Linked DNA regions of Mus musculus: region 2 is linked to region 1. Evidence: chromatin loops called from intact Hi-C (ENCODE). Cell type or tissue: left cerebral cortex. All regions are shown on one strand.

Region 1 (8,000 bases):
TGAATGTCCACAATAATATTATAGTTAATAGACAAAAGTGGAAACATCTCAAAATGCCCATTAATTGATGACTACATAAATATGTGACATATCTATACAACTGGGATGTTATTTGGCAATAAGATATAAAGTACTGACACATGCTACAATGTGAATGAAGTTTGAGTATATTAACTATGAGAACCAGGAGGCAGGGCAGCCCTGTAACCTCAGGGCTCAGGAGAAGAGATAGGCAATCCCTAAATTGGCTAGCTACATTAGCCAAATTAGCAAGTTCTAGATTCAAGGGAGGTACCCTACTACAGTTTATAAGATAGAGAAGAACCAACCAAGACACCCAATATCAACCTCTGACCTACACACACACACCATATGCACCTGTGAGAAAAAGTTAAATGTAAAAAAGCAAAAAACAAGAACTGCATGTATAAACTACCTGATGTTAATATATATGCATTGATAATGAAGAGCCTTAGCACTAATCCCACAATTCCGTGAGACATACACTGTCTTAAGAGATAGCACAGCACAGTGGCTAAGAATACAGCCTGGAACCAAAGTCTATGGATTCGCTCTGTTGATAACCCTAAAATGAAGCTAATTAAATAGGTAAGCTGCTTGGAACCCCTGCCTGACACATACTAAGTCCTATTTAAGTGTTGATGACATCAGTGACAATTTTTACCTCTTTTCTCAAATGAGGACAGAATCACACTGCTCACAGTGACACAGATAACAATGAGGAGAGGAAGGAACTGACACTCAGTGTCCTGACTATAAAGTATACGCTAGGAAACCACAAACAACGGATCAACTTTGCTGGGTAAAAACAAGCAACTCTTCAAAAGGGAGGGAATTTTTATTTCAAATTATATTTAAAATATTACATTTTTTTTCATAAGTTAAAACTCTACCAGCCTCAACCCTGGAAACAGTCATGAATCTGACGCATACAAAAACTTACAAGTAGCTAAAAGGGGTTAAAGGTCCATGTGCCTGTTTACCTCTCAAAGGCAGTTGTGGGGAACTGAGGGAAATGAGCACTGTTTGTTTGAGGCATAACAGAGACTAGAGGTATTTTAAGGGCAGTCAATAAATCGCAGCACCCTGCAGAAGTGGGGCCAGTGTGGAGAAAATGAGGAACGTTAACTGCTTCCTAACGCTAAGAGTGCAAACCCTTCCTTACTTCTCAGGCACTTTCCTCTTCCGCGGCTTCCACAACACCCTTTTTCCTGCTATTTCACTACTCTTTCCTCTTCAGACTACGCTGGACTCTTTCCTTGGAAAACGTAGCCAAGGGCCCTCATCTCGGTCTATCCCTGTCCTGTCCTCCTCTTACACGTGTCCCTTCACCCAATACTGGGGAACCCTACCACACCCCCACGCACTGGATGTGAGCAATGGCAGTAAACTGCAAATGAGTCTAGTCATATGCCAACTTCCACTGAGCTTGCTTTCTGGACCATCGTGAGGTCCAACAGCCCCCTTAGTGATTCTCAGAAACCTCTCAGCAAAGCTATTCCTATACCGGGCACACAGACACATAACTAAAGGACCATAACTAGACAGTTTCTAATGAATGTTTCCTAACTGTCCCTAAAACATCAAGCGTCCTTTGCTGTGCATTCACTGCCCTTCCATACACCTCAGAGTATAGTAAGATGCAGCTCGTTTGGCACAGCCCTCCCAATCCTCTAGATCTAGATACCTAACTGTTTGACTCAGTTACTAAACTTAGAGAATTGCCATCCTTCTTGTTGCTCTGGCTTAAGCGTAAGCATCGCCTCTGGTTCCTAACTGTCTCTTTGTCTGCTATGTAACACAATCTATAAATCCTTCCTTGAAATATCCCGCCCATCTGTCCGTTCTTTTCCATTTCTACTAGGAACAATTCTGAACAGCCTGTTATTAATTTTCCTGTAAGGTTTTCTTCCCATTCATCCATCCACTCCACGTTATCAAGTAACTTTCAACGTGCTTGCTAGGCACCAAATAAAACAAAACAGAGAAGTAGCCTGTGCCCTCTCAGAGGTACGTTTCTCAAAAGATCATAACTAAACAACTTCTTACAAAAGGCAAGCCTGAAAGTTAATTCTTTGTGTCAAGGAAGTTCCTAATCTTCAATACACATGAAGAAAAGCTGCCTCCTCTCCTTAATTCCCTCCACAAAGTCGGGCTGAAAATAAAGAGTAAATAAAAGAAAATCAGAATGCTGGGCAGTGGTGGCCCAAGCCTTAAATCTCAGCACTTGGGAGGCTGGGGCAAGCAGATTTCTGAGTTCGAGGACAACCTGGTCGACAGAGTGAACTCCAGGACAGCCAGGGCTACACAGGGAAACCCTGTCTTGAAAAAAACAAAAAAAGAAAGGGGGATGGGGGGAGAAAATCAGAAAGAAAATGTTCTCTGCAAGTGGGTGTGTGTGTGTGTGTGTGTGTGTGTGTGTGTGTGTGTGTGTGGAACATTTACAGAATTTGTTTCAGTCTGAACAATAACAGTCTAAAAGCTAACTGAGGGCCCCTGCAATTTGAGGGCTATACAAAAGACCACTGGAAGCCCTTGCCTGCTCTTAAGGAGGGATGGTGGAATTCTACCAGATTTACCTTAACTAGTATGAAAACAAACTGGGGGACAACCAGAACACTGTCCCTGCCATCAATCTTACCCGGATACAGGGATACAGGGATCTCAACGTTTTACTCCCTCGTAAGATTTTAATGGAGCCCACTGTAGAGAAAAATCCAACTTCAAGAGCTGCTCTTCGTGCGGCCCCAGTTTTCCCTCCCACCCATACTGAGACCCAGCTGTGACCTTCACAAGCAGTGCCATGCACTGTCTGGAACAATTTCCTATTTTTGACTCCCAAGCTCAAGCCTGTCCCAAACTTTCAAACGGCCCCTTCCTTAGAAACCCTCACCTAAACGCTCAACTTAAAGGACGCGCCCTGTCCCAACACCCGATACTCTGCCACTCCCTAGCGGGACAGTAAACAACTGCATCACCCGCCGGCCTCGGGATTTCTCCCGCCAGCAGGGTGCGGGAACGCGGCGCGCGTGCGCGGGGCCCGCTGTCCCGCGGGGGATCCAGGCGCTCCCCGGAACCGCACTCTCAGGCTCTGCGAGGCGAGCGGCCGGCCCTGGGGTGCGCACGCCCACCCGGGCGCCGAGACCCAGGCGGAGACGCCGGCCGCTTCTCCTCGCCCTATGCCCCCGCTTCACCCCAACCTGCCTTGCCGCTGGCCGACTGTGCCTCCGCCCCGACTAAAAGTTCAGCCTCCAGAACCACAGAGCCCGCCACGGGGGAACGCGGAAAGTGGCTTCCGGGCCGTTGCCTGGGTTACCAGAGCTCCGCCCCCACGCCTTTGCGTACATCCGGCGAGCTCCTCCGAGGCGACCCAGAGGCGGTACTGGCGTGGGGCTCTGCAGTTCTCACCCAAAGGGCCAAATGGCGCGCCTGTCATAAGCCTCTAGAAGTCTCCAAAAGAAACTTGCACACCAACCTCCACATACCGCACTTCCTTGCCTTAACTTTTGATCGTTTGCTTAGAAATATGTCTTGCTACCTCCCAGTGGAGCCAAACGCGCTAGGTTCACCGGGAACTAAAACTGACCCTGCTCTCAGCAAGTTTACAACCCCATAGCAGCAAGCTATTGACGACCGAAATGTATAAGGTGAAAACTGTATACATGCTAAGAAGGAACTGTACAAACTAGATAGTGACCTTATGGGAATATTTCAATATCGCAGGAAAGCTGAAATGAAAGGAGGAGTAGATTATTTAAAAAGAAAGAGCATTTCTACAGAGGGAATTGCCTGTGCAAGGATGTACGTCAAACTGCAATGGAGGAATAGAAGTTGAGAAAACTTGGTGATTGTGCTTGGGTGGAGGCAGGATGTGCATAACTTCATAAATCATGTTAAGGACTTTACAATGAATGTCTTACCCTTGATAAGTTCCTTGGAAACCCCTGACCTTCAATTGTTAAGGGGAAAGCTACACACGGATCAACAGGTGTATATTCAGTGTCATCCAGGTGCAATGAACTGCCTTCTGAGACTTTCCACTCTGATCCAATGTGGACGTGTTGTCTATGTAATCGTCATCACCCCTTCCTCTCCAACTTGCTGTAGTCACTTGCCAAGTAACCAGCACTGGCTCTCCTAAGTGCTTGTCCATGCTGACTCATGCCCCCCAACTTTAGGTAAGCCCCTACCTAAAGTTGATGGAGCATCCTGTTAGGTCTCTGCTCCGTTAATTCTCTCACTCCCCTAGATAACAGTAGTATACTTTCTTATTTATCTCCTCTAACCTCATGCCAGTCTATGGACTTGCTTCTCATTTCGTTTTTAACACTGAATTAATTTCAGAAAACTTAAATCCGCTTCCATCACTGTTTCTGCCTTCTATCAACATATTTACCCACAGAGTTCATCTTTTCCTTCAACTTCCAAAACCCAATGAAACATGTGTGCGCATGCACACACACAAGAAAACTACAAAGTACATAATAATCAAATCAATCAAAACTAGTGATAAAGAAAAAAAATCTAAAAACATATGTGCACAAGAACATAAAAAGGGTATATAACAATTTCTCTTTAGAAACAAACTAGACAGTAGGACAATAATATATGTTGTTCCACTTGCTTCCTTGTTTTATTCTTTTCCATATATATATATATATATATATATATATATATATATATATATATCTTGTTTATTTTATGTATTTCATACCTATTAAAATGCATTTTCTTTAGAAAAATAATTAGCAAACTGATTCTGAAATTCTTGTGAAAGACCTACAATAGCCAAAATCAAAAGAACAAAATTTGATTTCTAAACATGACTGATTTTAAAACTTATTATGAAGATTATAGCAATCATAATGTCATGATATGGATCGACAGTTATACTGTCTGGGTTTGTGTGTCAACTTGACTCAAGCTGGAGTTATCACAGAGAAAGGAGCCTCCTTTGAGGAAATGTCTCCATGAGATCCAGCTGTAAGGCATTTTCTCAGTTAGTGATCAAGGGTGGGAGGGCCCGTTGTGGGTGGTGCCATCCCTGGGCTGGTAGTCTTGGGTTCTATAAGAAAGCAAGGTGAGCTAGCCAGGGGAGGCAAGCCAGTAGCATCTCTCCATGGCCTCTGCATCAGCTCCTGCTTCCTGATCCAGTCCTAACTTCCTTTGATGATGAACAGCAATGTGGAAGTGTGAGCTTAATAAACCCTTTCCTCCCCAACTTGCTTCTTGGCCATGATGCAGGAATACAAACCCTGACTAAGAAAACAGTCATTCAAATATATCAATGAAGTAAAGCAAAACTCAAAGTAAACTCATACAAGTGTAGAAAACTAATGTTTCATAAAGGTAGTTTAGTGGAGAAATGGTAGCTTTAAAAAATGAATCTTAGCTGGGCGTGGTGGCACACGCCTTTAATCCCAGCACTCGGGAGGCAGAGGCAGGCAGATTTCTGAGTTCGAGGCCGGCCTAGTCTACAAAGTGAGTTCCAGGACAGCCAGGGCTATACAGAGAAACCCTGTCTCGAAAAACCAAAAAAAAAAAAAAAAAAAAAAAAAAAAAGAATCTTGCTGGAATAGTTATATTTCCATATGCAAAATAATGGATCTAAACAGTATACTGATCACATTCAATAAATTAATCAAAAAAGGAATACAGGACTGGGGATATAGCTCAGCTTGAAAAGTACCTCCTGCCTAAAATGGAAAACCCGGGTTCCATCCCCAGGCCAGGCATGGTGGTGTACATTTGTAATCTGTGGTGGTTAATTTTAAATGCCAACCTGAGAAGAGAGCCTCAGTTTAGAAATCACCTATATCAGATTAGCCTCTTGACAGTCTGTGGGGAATTACCTTGATTTTTGATTGAAGTAGAAGAGCCCAGCCCACTCTGGGTGGCAGTTCATCCCTGTATTTTTTTTTTTTTTTTTTTTTTTAAGGATAGATGAGGATAAGCCAGCTAGCCTGCAGTATTCTCTGTTTCTGCTGTGCCCTTTGGCTGGACAAGTGAGTTCCAAGGTCTGAGGTTCTACTGTGTGGAATAGCAAATATGTCAGCCTTCAAGTTCTTGCCCTGAATTCCTGCCTTGAGTTCTCCAATGATGAACTGTAATCTGGAATTTTAAGCCAAGTAAACCTTTCCCTCCTCTGTGTTACTTTTGACCAGGGTGTTTTTACAGAAGTAAAGGCAAAAGAAACTGGACCATAAGCCTGGTGCTGGGAGGCAAAGACCCATGGACCCTGGAGTTCATCGGCTAGCCAGTCTAGTTGGATTGAGTCCAGTGTCAAAATATAACATTGAAATTTGTGAATTAATTTGCTTGACATTGACCTCTAGCTTCCACGTGTGCAAATGGACAAAAGCAGAAAATATTGAAGAACCTATGTGGGTTGGGCAAACATAATCCATAAATATAAGATAAACTGGAATTCATTAAAATTGAATTTTTTCTCACACTTCCTGTTAACAAGTCAAAAAGCCCATAGACTAATACAAGTATTTCAATTAAGGACTTATATTTTCATATATATAAAGATATCTCAAGGTGTCTGGAGCCCACTGTGTGATACAGTCATCCCAATTCTGGATCTTTATCAAAGAGGAAGGAAAATATGGTCCTACAAAGACTTATACATGCAAGCCTGCAGCAGCTTTGTTTGTAATAGCCAAAAGCTGTTATCTCAGATAAACACTCATCAACAGATAAATGGGAAAACACATTGTTACATATCTACACACGGAAACACTGCACAGTCAGGAATAATAACAAACTATTGCTACAGAAGCCTTTATGTATATCATAGTTACTGTGCTGAATGGAAGAAACCAAATAACATATATTCTATGGTTCCATTTATATAAAACTTGGGGAAAATGAAAACCAATAAAGAGTGGCAGTAGGTGAGTGGGCTCTTGGGATAGGACGGAGCCAGTTAGACGAGGACGAAGGAATCTCTGGAAAAGGATGGATATGATCCTGTCCTGGTGGCTTCACAGATTGTGTGTGTGTGTGTGTGTGTGTGTGTGTGTGTGTGTGCGTGCACGCAAAACAGGTGTTGTTTTTAAAAACATTAAACTTGTGGAAATTGACATATGTCATTTGTACCTTTTGTACCTCAAGAAAGCTATTTTTTTACCTTTTTTTTTTTTGGCTTGTCCTAATATGCTCCCAAACCACAGGACACCCACTATCCATTCAATCCCTCTTCAGCTCCCCAGTGCCAACACCTAACCAGAGAATCCCCAAAGCCTTGTCTTTATTTCACCATAAACGTTTTCTGCTCTCTAGCTTTTCTTTCTTTACTTTTAAAACACTTTTTTACGATTTTATTGTTGTTGTGGAAATCAAATTCAGTGTCTTACTTCTGCTAGACACGTGCTTTACCAGATTACAGCTGTCAAGCCTAACCTGACTTTGAGTCTATACCAAACACAAATGACAGTGGTTGGGTTTCTTGCTATGCCAATCTCTGAATCAATGACACCTTTTTATTCTCAAAAGAGGTCAGCTGATAAGTCTTCAATTATTTCTACCACTTTGGCTGTGGAAGATTTTACTCTATTGTTTTATTCTTAAACTAGGAAGACAATCTTGAGTATCACTGTAAGAATAAACATTATTAATACTTCCTGATTTTTACAGTGTGAAGATTGAAACTAAAATATGTTATATGAATCTCTGATCAATTCTGGGAGGAAAACCAATACGGAAACTCTCAGTTGTGATCAAATCCCAACCATCAAGAGGAGGATGCTGCAGGAATTGTTGGTCCAATTCTGTTGTTATCTATGGACAAGCTGTTGACCATTTGAACGTTCAGTCAAACCAGCTGCTTCTTTTGCTTTATTCTCTTGCTTGGAAGAGCTTGGCCAGTTCAGGGAAGACTAGAAGCAGACTTTTTCACCATTAGAAGATTCTCTAGTCTTGTCTATAGTCAACTGTATTATAAAACGTAAACTTCCCAGTGTGTTCTCATCATG
Region 2 (8,000 bases), 100 kb after region 1:
AAGATACAATTGTTTTGTTTTATGCTATGTTCGCTTTTCTTGAGACAGGGTCTTGCTATCTAGTCCTGACATATCTGGCCCTTACTGTGTAGCCCAGGATAGCCTCAAACTTATGGCAGTCCTCCTGCCTCAGCTTCCAAAGTGCTAGGATTACCAGTATACATGATCCATCACACTGTGGGTTTTAAACGTATATTATTTTTAAACAGGAAAAAATCCTTTAAATAAGGAGATGAAGAAGAGTTACATGCCATACCAGGTATGGTGACATGGGCCTTTAATCTCAACACTTGGAAGGCAGAGGCCAGCCTGGTCTATAGAGCAAGTTTTAGGTCAGCCAGGAATACACAGAGAAACCCTGTCTTGGAGAAGACAGGTTACAAATATTTTGTTATACTGAATAGAATTTTAAAACAAATTTAAAGTTAACCTTCAGACAGAATAAACATTGGTGCTAAATTAAATATGGACAGTTGCGTAAACTCATAACATCTGTCAAGCCAATTACTAGGGTAATCATACTTGCTGCAATCGTGTCTGATGAACTCATAATTTTTTCCCAAGGATTTATTTTATATGTGAGTACACTGTGGCTGTCTTCAGACACAACAGAAGAGGGCACTGGATCCCATTACAGATGGTTGTAAGCCATCATGTAGTTTCTGGGATTTGAACTCGGGACCTCTGGAAGAGCAGTCAGTGCTTTCAACCACTGAGCCATCTCACAGCTCTAACTAATAATCTTAAATGTAAGCAAATGTGGTCTATCCCAAGTGTTCACTTATCCCCAACAGTGCTGTTTATACTCATGAAAAAAACTAAAGGATTCTGGGAAAACAATTTTACTCAGAAAGGAAAGATGGCTCTTCACATCTTATAAGAACTTTGTGAACCCACTAGAAGTGAATATAATAAATTAAAAGTTTTATCATTCATTAAGTTGTATAATTGTCACTCAGCATCTAAAGACATTTCAATTACCAGAGGACCACGTGTACACGGTGGTCCTAAAAGATGATGTGGCCAAACAACATGGTGGCCATCTTGACTTGTGTAAATGCATTCTAGATGTTCACACAATACCACACCCACCTGCTGTGCATTTCTCAGAATGTAGCCCTGCCATGAAACAATGCAGGCCTATATTTAAAAGTGTGTTATCAGTGAACGCCCCAGCAGTGGTTAAGGATCCACTCGTGGTACCCCCTTTTACCTTCTGCTAACACTCTATCCGCATCCACAGTGCCTTCTTTGGATTGATCTACCGGCCCAGGGACTTTGCCTCCTACATGCTGGGCATCTTCATCTGCAACCTGCTGCTGTACTTGGCTTTCTACATCATCATGAAGGTGAGCACTCGTGCGCGAGGAGCTGGCCGCACCAGGGGCCTGCCGGCAGCTGAGGCTCCAGCTTCAGTGGTTTCCATCTCTCCACAGCTTCGAAGCTCTGAGAAAGTCCTCCCGCTACCAGTCTTCTGCATCGCGGCCACTGCCGTGGTGTGGGCTGCGGCACTGTACTTCTTCTTCCAGAACCTCAGCAGCTGGGAGGTAAGAGCCCTGCTCCTTCCTTCCTCCCTTCCTCCCTTCCTCCCTTCCTCTCCCTCTTCTTCTCCCTCTCCGTCTCCCTCTCGTCTTCTTATCCTTCTCCTCCTCCTTCTCCTTCTTTCTCTCTCTCTTCTTCTCCTCCTTCCCCTCCACTTCCTCTTCCTCCTCCTCCTTCTCCTCCACTTCCTCTTCCTCCTCTTCTTCCTTTCTCCTCTTTCTCCTCTTTCTCCTCTTTCTCCTCTTCCTCTTTCTCCTCCTCTTCTTCTTCCTCTTTCTCCTCCTCCTCCTCCTTCTCTTCTTCTTCTTCTTCTTCTTCTTCTTCTTCTTCTTCTTCTTCTTCTTCTTCTTCCTCTCTCTCTCTCTCTCTCTCTCTCTCTCTCTCTCTCTCTCGCTCTCTCTCTCTCGGCAGTTCTTGCTTCATCATGCCTTTTGTACCTTCCTCCCTCTCTTGCTCTTTTGCTTCTTATGTTTCCCCATTATCTAAATTCACAGCTTCTTCAGAAGAGAGAAGGTTTAATGAGCACACTTAGTCAGCAAGTGACCTTACTGAGGTCATGCTACATCAACTTGAAAGCCCTGTAGATGCCACAAACATCTTCTTCACTGTCTCCTACAGTCTGTTTGCAGAAGATATTTAACACTTGATTACCATATTGTCACGGTCTCTCTCATCATAGTCGTCATCCATCAAATGCAGGGGTGGAGCAGGGCAGAGCAGGGCAGGGTTCTATGTCTGTCTTGTAGGCAGGAAAGCTGATGTCTCATAAAACCAGTGCTGTGTCTGAAGCACATGCGTGAAGTCTCAACTCTACCACAGCATCAGCACATCTGATTTTAGAACAGTTGTATGACCCCAGAAAGAAAACTAGTGAGCAGCCATTTTGTTTCTTCTTGAAGTAGTAGCACTTGCCAGCCATTACCCCGCCTTCTATGGCTATAGAGTGGTCAGTCTGGGCATTTCCTAAAGCAGTGGTCCCCAAGCTTCCTAATGCTGCGACCTTTTAACACAGTTCCTCATGATGTGGTGAGCCCTGACCATAAAATTATCTTGTTGCTTCTTCATAACTGTAATTTTGCTAGTTATGAATTATGATATCCATAGCTGATATGAAAGATCTGATGTATGACCCCACCCCCAGCCCCAAAGGAGTCCTGACTAACAAGTTGAGGACCACTCTCCCAGAGGTAGACCCACATACCATGTGCCCCTGAGCCTGGTTTTATCCATGCAGAGTACAGTGTAACAGTGTCTAGGTCCTCCATGGAGTGGCCCTGCATCAACATGTCCTCTAATTACTGAAAAGTCTTGCCCTGCGGGACACAGTACAGTACGTGTAACCAGTCCGTTCATCTCTTGATGGACATTTGAGTTATCTCCATTCTGGAACTATTATACACATTGTTATAATAAACGTTGCTTTGAGCTACTGTATGCACAATCCTTGAAAGCTGACTTTCTGGGCGCTTAGTAGGATTTTTGTAGCTTCCTCAAAACCAAACCCTGAAATACTCAAACCATGGGATTCTTGCCTATATCTGTCGCACTTTCCCCACAGGGGACCCCTGCAGAATCCCGGGAGAAGAACCGTGAGTGTGTCCTGCTGGATTTCTTTGATGACCATGACATCTGGCACTTCCTCTCTGCGACTGCCCTGTTTTTCTCATTCCTGGTGAGTCAGCTGGGTCTCCCCCTGTCTTAAGTCTCACAGTTCCCTTCTGCTCCTCGAACCTTTATTCCTTCTGGTTATTTCCTGCAGTTCTTCATTGCAAGTCAATGCACTCACCATCTCGTGGTTTTGGTTTTTTGTTTTGTTTTGTTTTGTTTTACTGTAACCTTGTGTGATATCATAACTTTCATTTTCCTCTACTTTTCAATGTTTGGACACACAGAGTGACCAAACTCTTTTCCTTAAGTTGCACAGTGCCCTTGGATGGAGTTGGTTATTGGATTTAAATGCTCAGAATTCCCCCAGGAACCACTTAGGGCACTCACTAATTCATCCGTGGACTTCCTCCTTTTCATAATAGACTCTCTTCCTTCCCTTCCTCCAGTCGTCTCACTATGGATTTTGTGAAGATTAAGTTCCCAGAGAAGCCACCTAATGAGCATGTTCCAAATCTAGGGTCCCTGTAGTTTGCTGTGCCCCTTCCCAGTATCCATGAGTAGACATGCTTCTAGAAGATGACCACCGTCAGCATTTAGTCCTCCCCCTCCCCCTAATTAAATGTCTGTGGTGCCTGAACACAGGCTGGGGTGATAACTGGGTTGTCACTGCAAGATGGCTTCAAGCCCTCTGAGGCCAACCATGCAATCACACAAAAGCAGAGCATGGCTTCCCTCTAGTGGCCAGTGTGGAAAGTTCAGCCAATCTCTCTGACCCTTGGACTTTTCCCATAGGGGGACAAAAGATAACAAAATGGAGCTAGTGGTTCTGTGTAGGGTGGGAATTGAAGTGCTCTCTCCCTCTCCCTCTCCCTCTCCCTCTCCCTCTCCCTCTCCCTCTCCCTCTCCCTCTCCCTCTCCCTCTCCCTCTCCCTCTCCCTCTCCCTCTCCCTCTCCCTCTCCCTCTTCCTCCCTTCCCCTTCCCTCCCTACCTCCTACTTCCCCTTCTCCCTTACTTCCTTTTTATTTTAATTTTTTCTTTACATAAATTACATCCCAACTGCAGTTTCCCCTTCCCCCACTCCTCCCAGTCCATCCTTCCTCCCTCCTCCTCCCCTAGATCCACTCCTCCTCTATCCCCACCCCCACCCCCCAAAAAAGAGCATGCTTCCCAGGGATGTTACCTGGACAAGGAATAATAAGTTACATAAAAATAGGCACAAACCTTCATATCAAGGCTGAACTATGTGACACAGTAGGAGGAAAGGCGTCCCAAGCACACAAAAGAGTCAGAGACACCCAAACCCTTGTTAGTGGCCCTACAAGAACCATATATGGGCCGGGCGCAGTGGTGGCGCACGCCTTTAATCCCAGCGCTCGAGAGGCAGAGGCAGGCGGATTTCTGAGTTCGAGGCCAGCCTGGTCTACAAAGTGAGTTCCAGGACACAGCCAGAGCTATAAAGAGAAACCCTGTCTCGGAAAACAAAAAACAACAAAAGAAGAACCATATATGGAAGACCTAGCTCATACCCGTACAGGGTCTGTCTGTGATTGTTGATAACCTCTGGGAGCTCCTATGATCCCTGCTTAGTTGATCCTGTGGGTTGTATTCTAAAATTCTTCCTCCCTCTCTTCTTGTACAGCGATTGCTATACTTCATTTCCCTTAGTCACCATCCAGGACACTTACCCAAGTATTTTACCATCCTCTGGCCTGAGCTCCCAACCTTCACAGATACAATTGTGAAATAGACTGTGTTCTATCTCATGTGCCTTCTTCCTGTTTAAGATCCTTTCACGGATGTTCTCTTCCCATCTCCAACCCTCTCACTCCAGGTGCTGTTGACCCTGGATGATGACCTGGATGTGGTCCGGAGAGACCAGATCCCTGTCTTCTGAGCACCCAGCATCACAGGGGGAAGACGGAGCAACCCACCTTGGTGCTGTTTTGTGGAAAACACGGTGAGTGTAGCAGCTTGCCCACTGCCAGACGCTCCACCTGCCTGGAGGGAGTCAAGGGTGTCTGAATTCACACAGGAAGAGCTTGGGACTGAACTAAACCTCAAGAATGGTAGAAGGGATGCCCTGTTGCGCACAGAGACATAGTCTGGAGGCTCAAGAACCTCTGTTTGCAACGTAGAGTTCAGTCTAGACACAAGCTGCATCAGGCCAGCTTCTCCACCTGGCCCCTCCCATCCTCATAGATATTGACCAGAGAAACCAGCTACTCAGACCTCCCACCTAGAACCTTCAGTGTGGCCACTTCCACACCTCTGAGACACCTGCTGCTATAGAAGGCCAAAGCACCATCGAATTCTTCCCCGGCCTCTTAGGGGACCGAACTCCTCAGAATACGGTGCAGAAGTGGGACCAAGTCCCCACCCAACTGGAGACAGACATTCTAGTAAGTCAAGCTAAGTCACCTCTTCAGAAGGAATGCGGAATTCCTGGCAGGGCTGGGAATGCTCTGGGATGGGATGTAGACATGCACACTTCTGAACGTTTGTGGATCCAAGGCCTGGGTGATTACCTGCTTCTTCAGGTCTTCATCTCACTGTTGGATGCTGACTCTGCACTCTGATGCGGCCTTCTTAGAAGGTCCCTCTTTCTCCCTAGACTTCTAACAGCTCCAAGATGGACACAGATGGAGAAAATGCTTTCCACAGCAGTGGAAGTGATGGACAGCGCTTAGTGGCTGAGCATTAGACAGGCAGCATTCACCTCAGTGACTCTGGATCCTGGAGCAAAAAAGCAACCGTGCTTGGTGGTCCCCAGACACACAGCTCAATCTATGCCCATTATAGCCTTTTCCCGGGATTACCCTGCTGTCCTCCACACCTGAACCTGTCACTTACGCAGATCAGGGTTCCCGACTATCTGCCCAAAGTTCCCAGCAGTAACTCAGGATGGGCACGTGCTCCTCCCTCCCCCCACAACTGGATGAGTCACAGAGGTCATGACTAATCACCTCTTACAGGATCCCATTCTCTGTTCCCAGGAGGATGTAAAAGAAAAAACAAAAAACAAAAAAGCGCAATGTTCGAGCTTTCTTCTCTCATGCCACCTGGCAAACTCGAGGAGAAGCCCCATTTTGATCAGGCTTCCTGGTTGTGTGGAGTATGATGTCATCAGAAAATAGACATATAAGTGTGTGCACACATGCCTACTTGCTTGTGAAATCGAAGTTACTCCTCACCTGTGCTCTCTTGAGCATTTAGTAAGGAAGTGGATGGGGCAGGCCTCTTTTTGAAAAACTATCATTCTTTCTTTCAAATATCTGTGTTCAAATATGTGTTTTGGACGTTTGAACAGCAAGCTTCTCCTGGTTTTAAAAATTCAAAGATAATTTCCATGAATAATTTTGTGCCGTCTTTCTTCCTAGAATGCTCTCTCGTTCGCAATTTGTTTTCTATTATTCTTCGTTATTTCAAAAACTTGTTGGCCTCCATGGGTCATATGAAGGCTATCAATTAGATGGTTGTCCTAGTCAAACATCTTTAAAAAAAAAAAGTTCCAAACAAGTGAGGTTTTGTGGCTCATGCCCTTAATCCCAGCACAGGCAGAGGCAGGTGGGTCTATAAGTTCAAGGCTAATCTGGTCTATAAAGTGAGACCCTGTCTCAAAGCAAAACAGAAAACGTTCAAATCTGGTTGCTTATGGCTGCCTTGAGCTGATTCTTTCAAAGCAGTCCTCCTGGTTTGGCATCCTAAATGGACCCACTAAGGAAAATATGAACAGTAACGTCCATCCACACAGTCCCGTGGCCTGAGCAGATAAATATAAAGGCACACGTATCTGTCTTGGAAATTTGTTTGTGGGCAGAGAGGCAATGGAAACAGGAAAACAGAAAGGGCCCCATGAGGAGGGAAGAAGGGAGGGTGACTGTGCCTCTGTGTCCCAGTGCTCTGTGGTGTCCTGGGCTGTAATATTCACATGTCCTGCTCATTTCTGTTCTTTGTAGCAGGCTAAAGAACCCCAGACCAAACCTGCCTTTAAAAATAGACCTTCTAAGTCACATGTTGCTGGTTCTTTCTACTGCACAGGTCTTATGGTTGGACATCAGTGTGCTTCATCTGGGACATTAGAGTGAGTGCTGGGTTAGAGGAGGGCCATGGGAGCCTCAGGATCTAACACACACACACACACACACACACACACACACACACACACACACACCCTCCTCCCTCCATGCCTGTGCTAACTCTCCATCAAGTTTCTGCCCTTTGCCTCTTAAAAGCAGAGGCGAAGCTAACTGTGAAGTGTGGACAGTCTTGGCTGAGGACTCGCAGAGGTAAAGAGAGCTGCTCAGTTGGAGTGGAACAGAGATGCAACAGCCAGAGGAGCGAGGCTGTGCCTGTAAAATACGAGACCTTCCCACCTCTGACAAACACTGGGGCGGCAGCTGCACCTGTTCGCGCTGGATGCCTGGGAGATTCGCCTGGTTTTATTTTAGCCTGGTTCAAGAGGAGCCGGTGGAAAACTGGAGTCTATCTGGGGAAGGGACTTTCCATGACTAAAGGCAATCCCTGAGCCAGCAACTGGGGATGAAAACAGTTGCAGCTGCTTTCCTGCTAACTCCGGGCAGCCTGCAGAACGTTCTGTGTGTTTGCAGAATGCATGTGTCAGCACATCAAGTGATACTCAAATGTTTCTCCTTCTGAGTGACAGGCACCCTGTCTGAAACTGTGGGAGGAAAGGCAGCAGCTAAGAGACTTTTGTATGTGTGTGTGTGTGTGTGTGTGTGTGTGTGTGTGTGTGTGTGTGTGTGAAAGCAACAGTCAAGCCTAAGAGAGACCACAGAGTCAGGCCTTTAGTCTGTGAATGTCAGCCTACTGGCTGGGTGACCCCAGTTAA

Evidence for each region. A loop is a pair of places that touch in the nucleus more often than their neighbours do. Peaks named below come from ENCODE experiments on the same cell type or tissue, not always from the same donor. Only the 100,000 strongest peaks of a DNase experiment are listed, where the experiment ranks them.
Region 2: it touches region 1 in a loop (4-fold over the local background); 7 of 42 quality-filtered maps call a loop at or near these places.

Annotation. Positions count from the first base shown.
Region 1 is chr16:44,342,732-44,350,731 of GRCm38, reverse strand. Spice1 (spindle and centriole associated protein 1) reads right to left here and starts at 3,331. Exons shown (of 18, transcript NM_144550.4): 1 at 3,226-3,331. In left cerebral cortex, a CTCF peak has its summit at 3,006; DNase peaks (open chromatin) are centred at 3,064 and 3,339; H3K4me3 peaks cover 1,417 bases; H3K27ac peaks cover 1,207 bases.
Region 2 is chr16:44,238,682-44,246,681 of GRCm38, reverse strand. It overlaps Sidt1 (SID1 transmembrane family, member 1), which reads left to right. Exons shown (of 25, transcript NM_198034.3): 22 at 1,244-1,349; 23 at 1,437-1,547; 24 at 3,101-3,214; 25 at 4,983-6,502. The coding sequence ends at 5,045. Among named protein-coding and RNA genes, the nearest start is that of Usf3, 69 kb to the right of the region's middle. In left cerebral cortex, a CTCF peak has its summit at 3,888 (motif pointing left); DNase peaks (open chromatin) are centred at 3,876 and 7,663; H3K27ac peaks cover 381 bases.